3 separate regions of the Homo sapiens genome follow, and regions 1 and 3 are each linked to region 2. The links are chromatin contacts, found by Hi-C or POLR2A ChIA-PET in ENCODE. All regions are on one chromosome and are shown on one strand. The core of a region is the stretch at or near the end of the contact, and the rest is flanking DNA. Distances in the headings are between cores, read along the strand shown. Region 1 overlaps SORBS1 (sorbin and SH3 domain containing 1). Region 2 holds the start of ALDH18A1 (aldehyde dehydrogenase 18 family member A1). Region 3 holds the start of ENTPD1-AS1 (ENTPD1 antisense RNA 1).

Evidence for each region. Hi-C counts contacts between places; a loop is a spot of excess contacts on that map. ChIA-PET counts read pairs that join two places held with the same protein, here RNA polymerase II (POLR2A). Pooled maps may share reads with other maps.
Region 1: a loop to region 2 is called in a pooled map, with 3 times the contacts of the local background. The contact joins the enhancer-like site here to the promoter of ALDH18A1 in region 2. A Hi-C loop is called at or near these places in 2 of 50 pooled maps. POLR2A ChIA-PET finds 5 or more read pairs at or near these places in 3 of 52 experiments (H1, activated T-cell and common myeloid progenitor, CD34-positive).
Region 3: a map of naive thymus-derived CD4-positive, alpha-beta T cell shows a loop between it and region 2 (18-fold over the local background). The contact joins the promoter of ENTPD1-AS1 here to the promoter of ALDH18A1 in region 2. A Hi-C loop is called at or near these places in 1 of 168 maps with a recorded cell type or tissue (naive thymus-derived CD4-positive, alpha-beta T cell), 2 of 37 single-sample maps with no recorded cell type and 8 of 50 pooled maps.

The regions. Positions count from the first base shown.
Region 1 is chr10:95,391,387-95,395,576 of GRCh38, forward strand. SORBS1 (sorbin and SH3 domain containing 1) reads right to left here. Exons shown (of 33, transcript NM_001034954.3): 14 at 3,615-3,689; 15 at 3,225-3,287. Among named protein-coding and RNA genes, the nearest start is that of PDLIM1, 100 kb to the left of the region's middle. Within about 2 kb of position 2,850, at least 7 of the 41 ENCODE cell types and tissues checked have a DNase peak (open chromatin) inside an H3K27ac peak, as active enhancers do.
Region 2 is chr10:95,654,440-95,658,225 of GRCh38, forward strand. It overlaps ALDH18A1 (aldehyde dehydrogenase 18 family member A1), which reads right to left and starts at 2,272. Exons shown (of 18, transcript NM_002860.4): 1 at 2,158-2,272. RefSeq lists a silencer at 2,009-2,118.
Region 3 is chr10:96,088,599-96,092,416 of GRCh38, forward strand. ENTPD1-AS1 (ENTPD1 antisense RNA 1) reads right to left here and starts at 1,637. Exons shown (of 6, transcript NR_038444.1): 1 at 1,384-1,637; 2 at 668-709. RefSeq lists enhancers at 1,357-1,726, 1,737-1,786.

The DNA.
Region 1 (4,190 bases), core at 1,600-4,099, 260 kb before region 2:
TTATAAGACTATTATTATTAATAGGATTACCACTCTGGGCTGCTGAGATGTTGGCCACCACACTGCTGTTCCTTAAAGCAGCAGGGAAGAAAGTGGGGGACTGCATTTCTGAAGCTGTTTCTGCACAGTTTGCCCCCTCCCTTCTGCTAACATCTCTTCCATCCCGTAGACAGCAGTCTCCAAGATTACAAAATGATTAAAAGTGACTGCCCCTTCTTGGAATTTCCAAAGTTTTCTTTTTTTAAAAAGAACATTTTAACCCTCATTGACTGAGACATGATAACTCTATTTATAGTCTAAAAGTCTGGCCAAAAGTTTGCTTTTTCACTGTAGCTGGGGGAAAAAAGAAGGTTGCTAAGCCAGCATAAACAAACTTTCACACAGTCCCTTACTATTGAGGAGGATCAGCTTTGAGAGCTTTAGAAATGTCTTTTTTATACTGTATAAACAACTAGAATTTAGACAGAGATGGCAGCCCTTAGGCTAGGCTTTGATAGGTTTATTACAAATAATTCTAGTTCCAAATTCTGAATTAAAACCAAACAAAAAAACCCAGCAGTAAAAACAAACTTCTCCCCAGGAGAGAGACTCTGGAATGATGGCTCAGATTTCTCAGTAACGCTGTTTCTTAATGCACATTAACATCTGTGGGTAGAGCCTCCACTTGGTGCTGATCTGTCTTGAATGCCTTTCTTTGAAAGGCATACATCTTTCCTATGTTAAGAAGGATGTGCATAGAGCGCAGGGCCACCTATCGGGGAGCACAGAGCTGGAGCAGCACCACGGACAGGGCTGATGAGGCCCTGCTGGAGCTCACAGACAACATGAAAACCACAAATCAAGGATCAAGAAATCCAGAGACTCTCTTGAAATGGTTTAAAAAAAAAAAAAAAAAAACCTCAAAACCAAAAACCCTGTGATTATTTTAAATGATCTAGCTCAAATGTTTCCATCACTTGTAAGAAGCCTTGATCTAATTGAATACATCAGTGATCTATGCCCGGATATGTCATCTAGGCAGGAGTGGGGGCGTGAGATGGAATTTACCCTATTTTTAAAAGATCTCCAGGGAGGATGTCTTTTTAGAAACTTGTGTTAAAGTCTAATCATCTTTGCTATTAATTTTTTTATATCCAACCTAATTTTTTCCTTTTTATTCTTTAAGACTATTTCTTCCTTTCGGTCTCTGAAAATAAAAAAATAGTAAGGTTTGCTTCTAAATTATATGTGATAAGTTATCATGACATCCCTTACTGTTTATGCCTCTATGCAAAATAAATCCAGTTCCCCATATGCTGGACTTGATGCATGCCAAAAATCAGACGTGATCGTCAGCAGGGGTTGCTAGGTATGGTGGCTGATGACACAGGAGCTCTGGCTGTGCGGCCATGAAACCCTGTCTTTGGACCAACAGCCAAGCTGACTGTGGAAGCTGTGGGTGCTGCCTGTGGCAGGCCTAAGGCAGTCTTCCAGTCTGATGGGAGCCACTGTTCCTCTCCACAGGATTTCTTCAAGTGGGCCTTCCTTTGCCTGTGTCCGTGGGATACTGTGCCTTCTGCATGCTCTGTGCTTGTTGCCTTGAAGGAAACTCTTATCTTACGAGTTTGGCTGGGTTTGCAAGTCTAAATAAAGCACAAATCGAAAATTGCAACTAGTCAAAATTACTCTGAAAAAACTCCCTAACTCAACTCAGTCAGTTGTTTCTTCACCAATGCTTTTGTGTGGTAATCAGTATCATGAGACAGAAAGACTGCGCTCTCTACACCAAATAGACTCTTCTTGGCCTTGAGGAAGACACTGATCAGAATTAAATTATCAGCTTTTAGTTCTGTAAGTCTGGGTTTGTTTGGTAGACCTTTCTTTTCATTCAAAATAGGCCCCAGGTATGAAATGGTTGGAAACCAATTACTGGGGCATATGAGAGACCAAAAATGGCCTATGGTATTTTAACTGTATCCAACACATCCCAGTGTGTCATCTCATATATGACTGATCAGTAAGAGTTTGGTGAATGATTGAATGAACAACTTTACCAATGATGAGAAGGGCTGAGAGGGATGGTCTGCTGAGCAGATTAGAGTAGAGAAGCATCAAGATGGTGGCACTGGCATTCATCCCTAAGAAAGAACTCTGGCTCCACAGTCCAAAGCCTTCATCATCGCTGTTTTCCAGGTATTGCTGAGGGCCCACTGTGTGCCGGCAAGGTTTTCTGTGGCGTTCTGGACACACGCTCTCACAACTGCCCCCACACTGGACTCAGTCAGCTGAAGTGACCTTGCTGAACTCTCTGCCAGATGGGAACTTCTGAGGATGGGGTACATGTCCTATTCATGGCATTACTTCCAACGACAGTGCCTGGCACACAGCAAGTGTTCAATACTACTTGAATGAATGAAGTTCAGAGCACTCAACATCTCATCCTAGAACAGTATTTAACAAAACTTCCTCCTCCATACCGTATCTATTCACCCTCATCTGGATTACTCATCCAAAGATCAGATAATCCCTGCTATTAGGATAATTCTCAAGATGTTGCCCCTAACTCACATTTTAGAAACTTCCTTGACATTTAGACTTTTTCCCCAGAAATAATATTTCTTAGACACAAATGTGACTGTCTTCCCCAGCAGGTACAAATTCCTATCCAGCTCTTTCATTAAATGTTTTCCAGCTTAGCTAAAACCCTTATTTTCAAGAAATGTCATCTCCCACTATGACTGAATCTTATACCTGGATACCTCTTTAGGAATTCCCTACCAAAGAGAGATACCCTGAGGGCCCATGAAAAGAGTTAGTTGCAGGCATGAGAACTGGGTAATTTTCCTGTTGACGGTTACAGATCTACCTCCTGCCCACCCGCTATAATGACTCAGCTTCCCTGAGTCACTGCTCAACCACCAGCATCAGGTGACCACCTCAGGTACAAAGCCTTGGGTAGTTGGGTAAAGGCAGCTTTGACCAGAGCCCCACATGTTCAAAACATTGTAACTAAGCTAACACTGGCTACCCCGTTAATCATGTAAACCCTAGGGGAATAGGACTAAAATACCATCTGGATAGACTCCGGTGATACAGTCAGCAAGGAGTGAGACACCACCACAAAACACAAGGTTAGAGGGAAGCAAATGACTGGGAAACAGCCCTTAGCCACCAGGAAAAACCCCAAGGTAAAAAAGAAAGTAGCAGCACCAGTACGGAGAGGCACACAATTTTCCTTTAATTACCTTCAGATTTAGGACTAGGAGTAGATGCAGGAAACTGGTAGGTGGGAGTGTAAGGATTGTCCTCTGTAGCAGAGAAAAGCAGTGGATTTTGAAACTATCCACCAGGAAGTAGAGGAAGTGACAAATCCCAATTGACTCTTTCGAATGACTGATTACCTATTTTAGTGTTATTAAAGCACACAGGCATCACACTTAAAAATAGATTAATGAATTAGAAAGGATTTAGTTATTTTAACATAGCACATCATGCAAATGAGTGAAATAAAATTTTCACCAGCCAAAAATGACTATGAAAATAAAATCTAAAAGCCCAAATCTTATGCCTACAATGGAACTATAAGAATTAATTTAAAGCTCGGACAACAGATATGCTGTCTAAGTTTATGGTACCTTCGGAAGTTTGCTGGATTTCAGGAAGTTCAGGGAATTTGTACGTAGGGAAATAAGGGTTTTCTTCAGGAGTGTCTAGGCAGAGGAGCAGGTTTGGGAGAGAGAATAGAGGAAGATACAAATGGAGAGAATAAACGAGTAGGAATCCACATACAATTTAGGCTCCTTGAATTCTGGAACATACTAAGCTTCACTAGTGATATGAAAGAAATTCAAACTGCTTTTAAAAATCCAGTCCTTTTGCCTGAATTACCGAGACACATAGAAAGAGACAATACCATTACTCTTCTTGGACAAAGAATTGCCATGAACAGGCTCCAATGGGCAAGAAACATTTAACATAAAGCATCAGGTTTTTACTTTTGATAGGCAAGAAATATTAAGTATGATAATAAATAGTATGTAATAAACATGCTATCCTAACATGATTTTTTTAAATCAAAGCTTGTATTGTGGACATTCAGCAAACAAGTAGATCATTAATTTTTCAAATACCTCTGCCTACCATTAAGGCAGGTAGTTTTGTTTAGCACCTACAATTTAGATTAAGAACTATAACATGAGAACACCAAAGCT
Region 2 (3,786 bases), core at 1,022-3,521:
TATGCTACAGAGACACTGCTATTTTCACAAGGTAAGAAAAATACTTCACTTTCTTTGTTTGTGGGCCTCCTTTTAACTTTTGTTCCATGGATTGGTGGATATATCCCAGCCCTCTTAAATGTGCCTCAGAAGACTAGCATTTAGCCCCATAGTGAAGAAAAATTAGGAATGGTGTCATTGCTTTACAATTTATACTGCACAAAGGCACTGAAATGGGACAGAGAAGAGACTGGCAGGATGCAGCTGTTCTAAAACATATGGCATCTAGTAGGCAACAGAAAGTATTAATTGATCTTTGTTATTTCAATTTTTTCATAACACTGAAGTATGATTTTAGCACGTGATCTAAGTTTGCTGCTTATATAAATTCCTTCAATAATGGCTGCTAAACAATTATTTACATGTGAATTCTCCAAAATAACTACAGAAGAGCCAAAGGGTAAAACAATCAAATTCCAGTTCCACCTCCCTAAGAAACCTTCCCCAGCAAGGCTAGTCTTCACAGCTGGATATAATTCTATAGGTTAGCTTTTAAATAGCTCATGACTACTGCTTTTCCCATCTGGATTACAAACTTTCCATTGACAATATGGCAAAAACGATGAGGAACAAGGCCTTTGAAGTTGGTCAGATTTGGGTTCGAGCTCTGCACTTGCTGTGTGTCTTGTGGAGAGTTACCCAATTTTTCTTTATTATTATTATTATTATTATTATTATACTTTAAGTTTTAGGGTACATGTGCACAATGTGCAGGTTAGTTACATATGTAAGAGTTACCCAATTTTTCTAAGCCTCTGTTTCCTCACTTATAAATCAGGGATACTAACACTATGGACCTCATGAAATTATAGTGAGAATTAAAAGAGAGAATGCGTGGAAAGTGCTTGGGTACAACAAATGGTCAGTAAATGTCAGTTTTCCTCCTTTTGTCTTTTAGGCACTAATGATGCCTTACAATTATTTTTTCCTTAATTTCCTTCAAGACCCATCACGGGAACAAAGAATTCAACGAATATTCACTATTAGATACAATCACACACATATATTGACTGACTGTTTACCTCTCTATTAACCAAGAGTCATTGAAAGCTCTGAACACCTACGGTCACTGAAATAAGAGATTGAAGACTGACGTAGAAACCAAGCCTCCTGACCTCTCCCCTGTACCACCATCTCTGACTGACCAGGCAGAGTGTATTACGCCCTCGAGAAGCACACAGTTGATCCCAAGGAGCAAAGAGAGTGTGTGTGTGTGTGTGTGTGTGTGTGTATCTAGACTCGTGTCTAGATTTGTGTGACTGTGTCTCGACTCTGTGTGTGTGTTTAGACTCCATATCATCAGTTGAAGAAAGTTTTCACGTTTTGACTCAAGACATTTCTCAATATCTCTTTACAGACTAAACAGAATGCCCTTATCTAACTGATTTGAACAGAGAAGTGAACCTCAGTCCCAGCACAGTTCACCCACAAACACATGCTCGGTATATGGCTCACCACTTAAATACAAAGATCCGATGGGCCTCACCACCTCAGAGGGCAGGGGATAATGATGGGGGAAGGACGAGGTGGGGTATGTGGGTGCGTCCTGCTGTAACAGGAAGACCCCAGCATACACAGAATGCCATACTGCAAAGGGAGTCTGGCTTTGAGGAGGGGATGATGAACGCCTGGAGGGCCGCGGGGAACTAGGGACCCAGGCCCCTGAGAGTCAGCGTGCGGCCAGCTAAAACCCGCGGCATCCCGGCGCTGCCACCACCGCCACCCACGCCACCCACCAGTGCAGGCTCCATACTCTTGGAAAGAAGGGGCCCGCGGATGCCTGAAGTCTCCACTTGGCCCAGTTCCTTACATGGTGTACCCAGGGGAGGCCGGGGAGGTCAGGGCCCGTAGCCATCCGTAGATCCCGGGGCGGCCGCGCACCGGCATATGGGAGCGCGCCACGGTCTTGCAGCGCGCCCTGGGCGGCCCGATGCAGCCGCCATCCCTCGGCCGAGGCCCACACCTACCCATGGGCCAGATCCCCGGGCCCCGGCACCTGCTCCGGCAGCGTCCCCGCTCCAGCGGCCCGGCGCTCACGCCCCTCGCGCTTGAGCCTGGGCGCGCAACAGCTTCCGCAGAGACGCGGGCGCCTAGCCATCCCCGCCGCTCGCCGCGTACCTTCCTCACCACCGCCGCCTTCGCCCCCTGGCACTACCGCGGGTCCGCACTCCACGCCGGGCTGATTCCGGCGCTCGCTCACTCTCTTTTTTCTTCCGTCCACGTCCCGCACGATGACGTTACGTCAGTGGCGTAAGAGTAAACCTGGGCAGCCGGCCCTACGCTGTTGACGTGGGGCGAGGGCCTGTCCTGGAGCTGCGGCGCGGCAATGGCGTAGGCCCCTTTCGAGAATCAAGCCAGCGCTCCACGTGGCGGGCCAGCCCACCAGGCCCCGGCAGCCTGGAAGAGGCGGGACTCGAGTTCAGGGGGAACGCCCACGTCCCGGGAGGGGACAGGGGCCGGAGACAGGGGCGAAGACACCTTCGAAACGCCGCCCCACTGGGCCTTCCAGGGAGGTAGAAGAGGTGCCTGGCACCCTCAGCTGCTGGTAGATTTCATAAGGTGTGTTTGTCAATGTTAACCATTTATATCCCGGGCACACCTCGGAAATAGGTTGGATCAACTTACATATGTTTGTTACTTCAGGCACATCCTGGGAATAGATTGGATCAGTTTACACACATTTGCAAACTTTGGCTCCTTAAATGGAAGCATTTTGGCACTGCAATCAAATTACTTGCCCCCTAGTCATCTGGAGGTTTCCCCAATGGTCCCATCTCAACTCCCTTTCATCAAAGGCAGTTGTAAGAATATTGCATTTTAAAATAGGATATTCAATCTATGACAACTAGAACTATTCCAAAGGTGAATGCAGACTCACCTTTAAAGAGAGACCACAAAAACCTGGCACTGTGGTGTGTGCCTGTAGTCCCAGCTACTCGTAGGTGGAGGCAGGAGAACCACCTGAGCCCAGGAGTTCAAATCCAGCCTGGACAACACAGCAAGACCCCACCTCTTAAAAAGAAAAAGAAAAAAAGTGAAAACACAGATTTTTCTCCCTCTTTCCTTGCTGTATTTTGCTCAAAGGACACATTCCTGCATAGGCACATAGTGCTGGGTGGTGGGAGGGCAGCACTTGATAGGAGGTTGGGCACAGAAAGGCATCATGCCCTTCTGTCGTCCCTGATAACACTACTAAGCCTATTTATTCATTTTCTTGTTTATTAAACACTGGCTACTGCTATGGTCTGAATATGTCCCCCAAAATTCATATGTTGGAAACTTAATTCCCAATGCAAGAATATTGGGAGGTGGGGCCTAATGGGAGGCATTTGGGTCAAGAGTGCTCCACCTTTATGAATAGAGTGACCCTCATGAATAGATTAATGCTGCTATCAAAAGGTTTGTGGAGGTGGGTGTTCTCTTCTGCTCTTCTGCCCTTCCACCACGTGAGGATACAGCAAGAAAGCCCTCACCAGATGCTGGCACCTTGATCTTGGACTTCCTAGCCTCTAGAACTGTGAGAAATAAATTTCTATTATTTAAAAATTATCCAGTCTGTGTTATTGTGTTTTAGCAGCACAAAATGGACTGAGACAGCCAAGCATTCCCTGGGTGTGGAAGAAGACATAGCTGAGTTCACAGCCTTATGGAAGAGAGAGATATATGAGCAAATAATTACAATACCATGTGATGAATACTAAAGAATGGGATGGCCAGACATTCAGGGATGGCTGAAATGGTTTGACT
Region 3 (3,818 bases), core at 387-2,886, 430 kb after region 2:
CCCACATATAGTTGTCTAAAGCGCTTGAAAACTAAATAAACTGGTCAAGTGTTTGAAGTGATAAATACAATGAAAATTTCCACCTTAACAATGTTTTGTCCAGGTACTATGCCAAGAACCCAATAGACCTACCTGCAAGAAACCATACAAAAAGCAAGATTCCAGGCTGGCATGACGATCAAATTATGTACTTCAATGCGTGTGAATGCATTTATAAGCACAGTCTCAATACATAAATAAGGAACAAAATATTTAAAATGTATAAACAGATCATTTCTCTTTGCTTTCTTTAAAATACTATATCAGAATCACCTGAGGAACTTGATAACAATTTTTTTAAAAACTATTATAACTACGTATATTAAGCCTTGTTAAAACCACAAGTTTTAGAGGTTTAAGCCTTACTAGGTCAGCTCTTCTGATTTTGAGAGTTTAAGTGAAAATTTAAATTATAACACAGTATGTGGAGTAAACCTGCTTCAAATATTAGTTTCTACATTATTGTTTCTATAAAAATAGTAATCTTCTGTATTTTAATATCAACTCATCACATATTAAATATTTCAGTCAAATCAAAATTTCATTTGAAATCTTCAATCTAAAAAATACACAGTTAAGCGCTTAAAAAGTAATTTTAACCACTAGGAAATGTTAATGATTAACTCACATTTGTTTCTGTTTCACTCCATGACAAAGTCTATAGGACACCCTGCAGAGAGGAAAACTCACATTAATATACCCATAATTTTACTTTCAGAAGCTTCTGGTAATCAAAGACTTATTATGAGGTGTCTTCATGTTACCACTGCGCAGTAGCAAACTTAAAATATTCTAAAGATTAATCTATTTTCTCATTTTTTTAATGCTTTTGTTAAAATCTCAACAAGTACTAACATGTTATCTAAATTTAAACCTTAAAACAATAACACGACCCAATATGTGAACTCTGCCTATTAATTCTAAAACTTTTAATAATAGTTTGCTTATGTTTGAGACTTAAAACAATAACATACTGCACTACACCCATCTTAGATATTTTCTAGGATCAAAGTCTATCTGGAGCAGGGCAAGCTGTGGTTGAGGGTGGTTGGGTCAGCAGGTAAGAGCCTTATGACCAGCTCTAAACGCCTCCACGGTGAGGAGCACCTCGAGCTAACAGACCAAGCACCAAAGGGTGGAACAGCTCAAGGTTGCATTTAGGAGACTCCAGCCTCGGCCGCCCGTGACTCCTCGACGAGCCCCACCTCTCTCGGTTCCAGCATCCGGCCCGCCCCTTCCTCCCAGGCTACCACAGTATCGCCCGCCGAGCTCCCGGGCTGCGGGAAATGACGGAAACAAAAACTTGGTACACAAAGAAGGGCTAGGTCAGAAGTGAGGTCCCACCCTGGCAAGAAGGGCGACTTTTCTAGAAAAACTTAGCGGCAAGTTAACGGGAAGCGCGGCGACACAGTTCCTACGATTGTGGGGGGCACTCTGCCGCCAGGCAGTCTCATCCTTTGTCCTTTGAGAGGCCTCCTTGAAGCCGAAGGCTCTTAAGTGTCCCTGGGCAACCCTTGACTCGATCTCCATTACGGGCCCTCACTGACAGCAGCCATGACAGTTGCTTCCGGATATATTGAATCGCCGCGGCCAGAGTCTCCCGGAAGTGACGCAACGCGGAGGGATCCGCGTTCGGCAGTGGGAGACCGAAGCGAAGTGGTTCCCGGAAGCGGCTGCAGCTGGGCTGCTGGTGGCGGGGCGGGGGTAGAGTGGGGAGAGAGGTTGTGGGTCTTACAACCAACCAACCCCAACACGTTTTACGTGTTAGGCAGGCATTGTGCTGAACACCTCATTGGCAAGCCATTTAATCCCTTCCTTACAATCCCAGCAGTCAGAAATGTATCACTTACATTTTATATATGGGGAAACTAAGGTTAAGAGAGGGCAAGTAAATTTGTCCGAGATCGTATAGCTGGTACTTGGTGAACGTGGTCTAACCCAGACACCGCGTTCTCCCTGGTGACTCCATTTTGTAAAACCAGAGCTGTTGGCGCATGGCATCCTCGTAAGCCCCTTTAAGTTAGGCACTCTGTTGCCCAGAGAGGGGCCAACTTGTAGCCAGTATGCTCTTTATGGTGAACACAAGGCCCACGTGTGTGCCTGGGTCCCCTTGGCTGAACCTCGGATTTCAATTGGTTTCTGACACCTTGCCTTTGCAGCATTCTCCGTCTGCAGCGCTGGTTACCTGAGGAAACTGTCAATGATTGCTAGGCTCTGGGGAACATTTTAGCTCCGTTTAGGCCCTTTTAAATCCAGGACTAAGACAGTTGGAGGCCTCTCACCATCACCAGATACTCTAGCTGGCCTTAACAGAGGGCCAAGGACCATAATCTTGGACTTTCCACCAGACCAAGTGTTTGTTTGGCTTCTGTTTCTTTAGAATATGACTGAAAACCAATCTGTAGTTTGTTTAGTCTTCTTTCTGCATTGACCAGTACTCACATAATAAAGTGGGACTAGCCACTAAGGCTATGTTTTTGTAAAAACAAATTATGCCTAGAAAAACACAAGAAATACATCAAAATTAACAGTGATAGTGTTTGAATAGAGAGTGATTTTATTTTTTTCTCTCTGCTTTCTCTTTTGCATATCTGCTATAAAACCCTTTTAAAATAGAAAAATAAGCAAACTGGCTATGGTAAAAACATTTTTAATTGCCTGCTGTTATAATGACGGCAAAGGCATGTTGTCACATTTTGATAAATGACCGTCCTTGATACAAATCACGTAGAGAAATCCTGTTTGACTAGAAAAGCATTGGATTTTTGTGAGTCAGTGTATTCTCAAAATTTTCGATATTTTGTTTTGGTTCTATAATCCTCACAGGAAAAGTAAAAAAGCAAATTGATGTTTTTCACACACTTTCGTATGAGAGTATGCTACCACCAAAAGTCTTCCCTAAAACAAAGTTGCAGGGGTCAAGTCATGTGGGGCGTTTGGATACTTGAAATGGTGGAGAACAAATATAAAAAGCTATTTTTATTCTGGCTGCTTTGGGGTACAGTTTTAAGCAATTTATTTCAGACTGCCAAAGAAAGCTTCATTCTTTATTCACATACTCTACTTCCCACTATTGCTTATTAGTGACTTCTAAAGCAGTGACAAAACAAGTAAAAGAAGATAGAAAGGAAAAATGAGAAGGGATCACGGGAAGAAGAAAATGTGGAGGAACAAAGACAGATGGTGATATTGGGGTTACTTTGGAACTCCAGGGTAGCATGTAACAGCCTTCTTATCCAAGTCCTGGCACAGGCCTGGTTGCCTACTAAAAGGTAAATTAGCATCTATGATGTTCCTGCTCACATACTCAGCACCCACAGTGATAAGTCTTACTAAAAATTCATCTTGATGCGCATTCAAATTAGACATATATTTTAACAAAAATGGAGGGGTTGAACAACAAGAAATGTAAAGTAAAATCCCATCATTTTTCCTGTTTTTTTATCTTACCATGTCATTCATTCATCCTGTGGTTAGTAGTATAACTATAAACTGGAAGTTTTGCCTGCAGCATTATAAAGCAACAACTATGAAACGCCAAAGTGAGGTGCTGACAAGATGCATGTTTTCCAAAGAAATGTCTTTACATTAGTCTGGCTCTGATGAGAAGTTGTTATGATGGGATTAAATGTGCAACAATTTTATTAGAGGAAACACCTGTGAGAGAGAATGGGCGGGAGCCAAGCAAGACTGGGAGAGGCTGCAAGTCTGAAATTGAGTAAAGCAGAGAGAGAGGGAAGGGTGGTGGAAGTTTCCTGGACTGCCAAACAGTCTAAGCA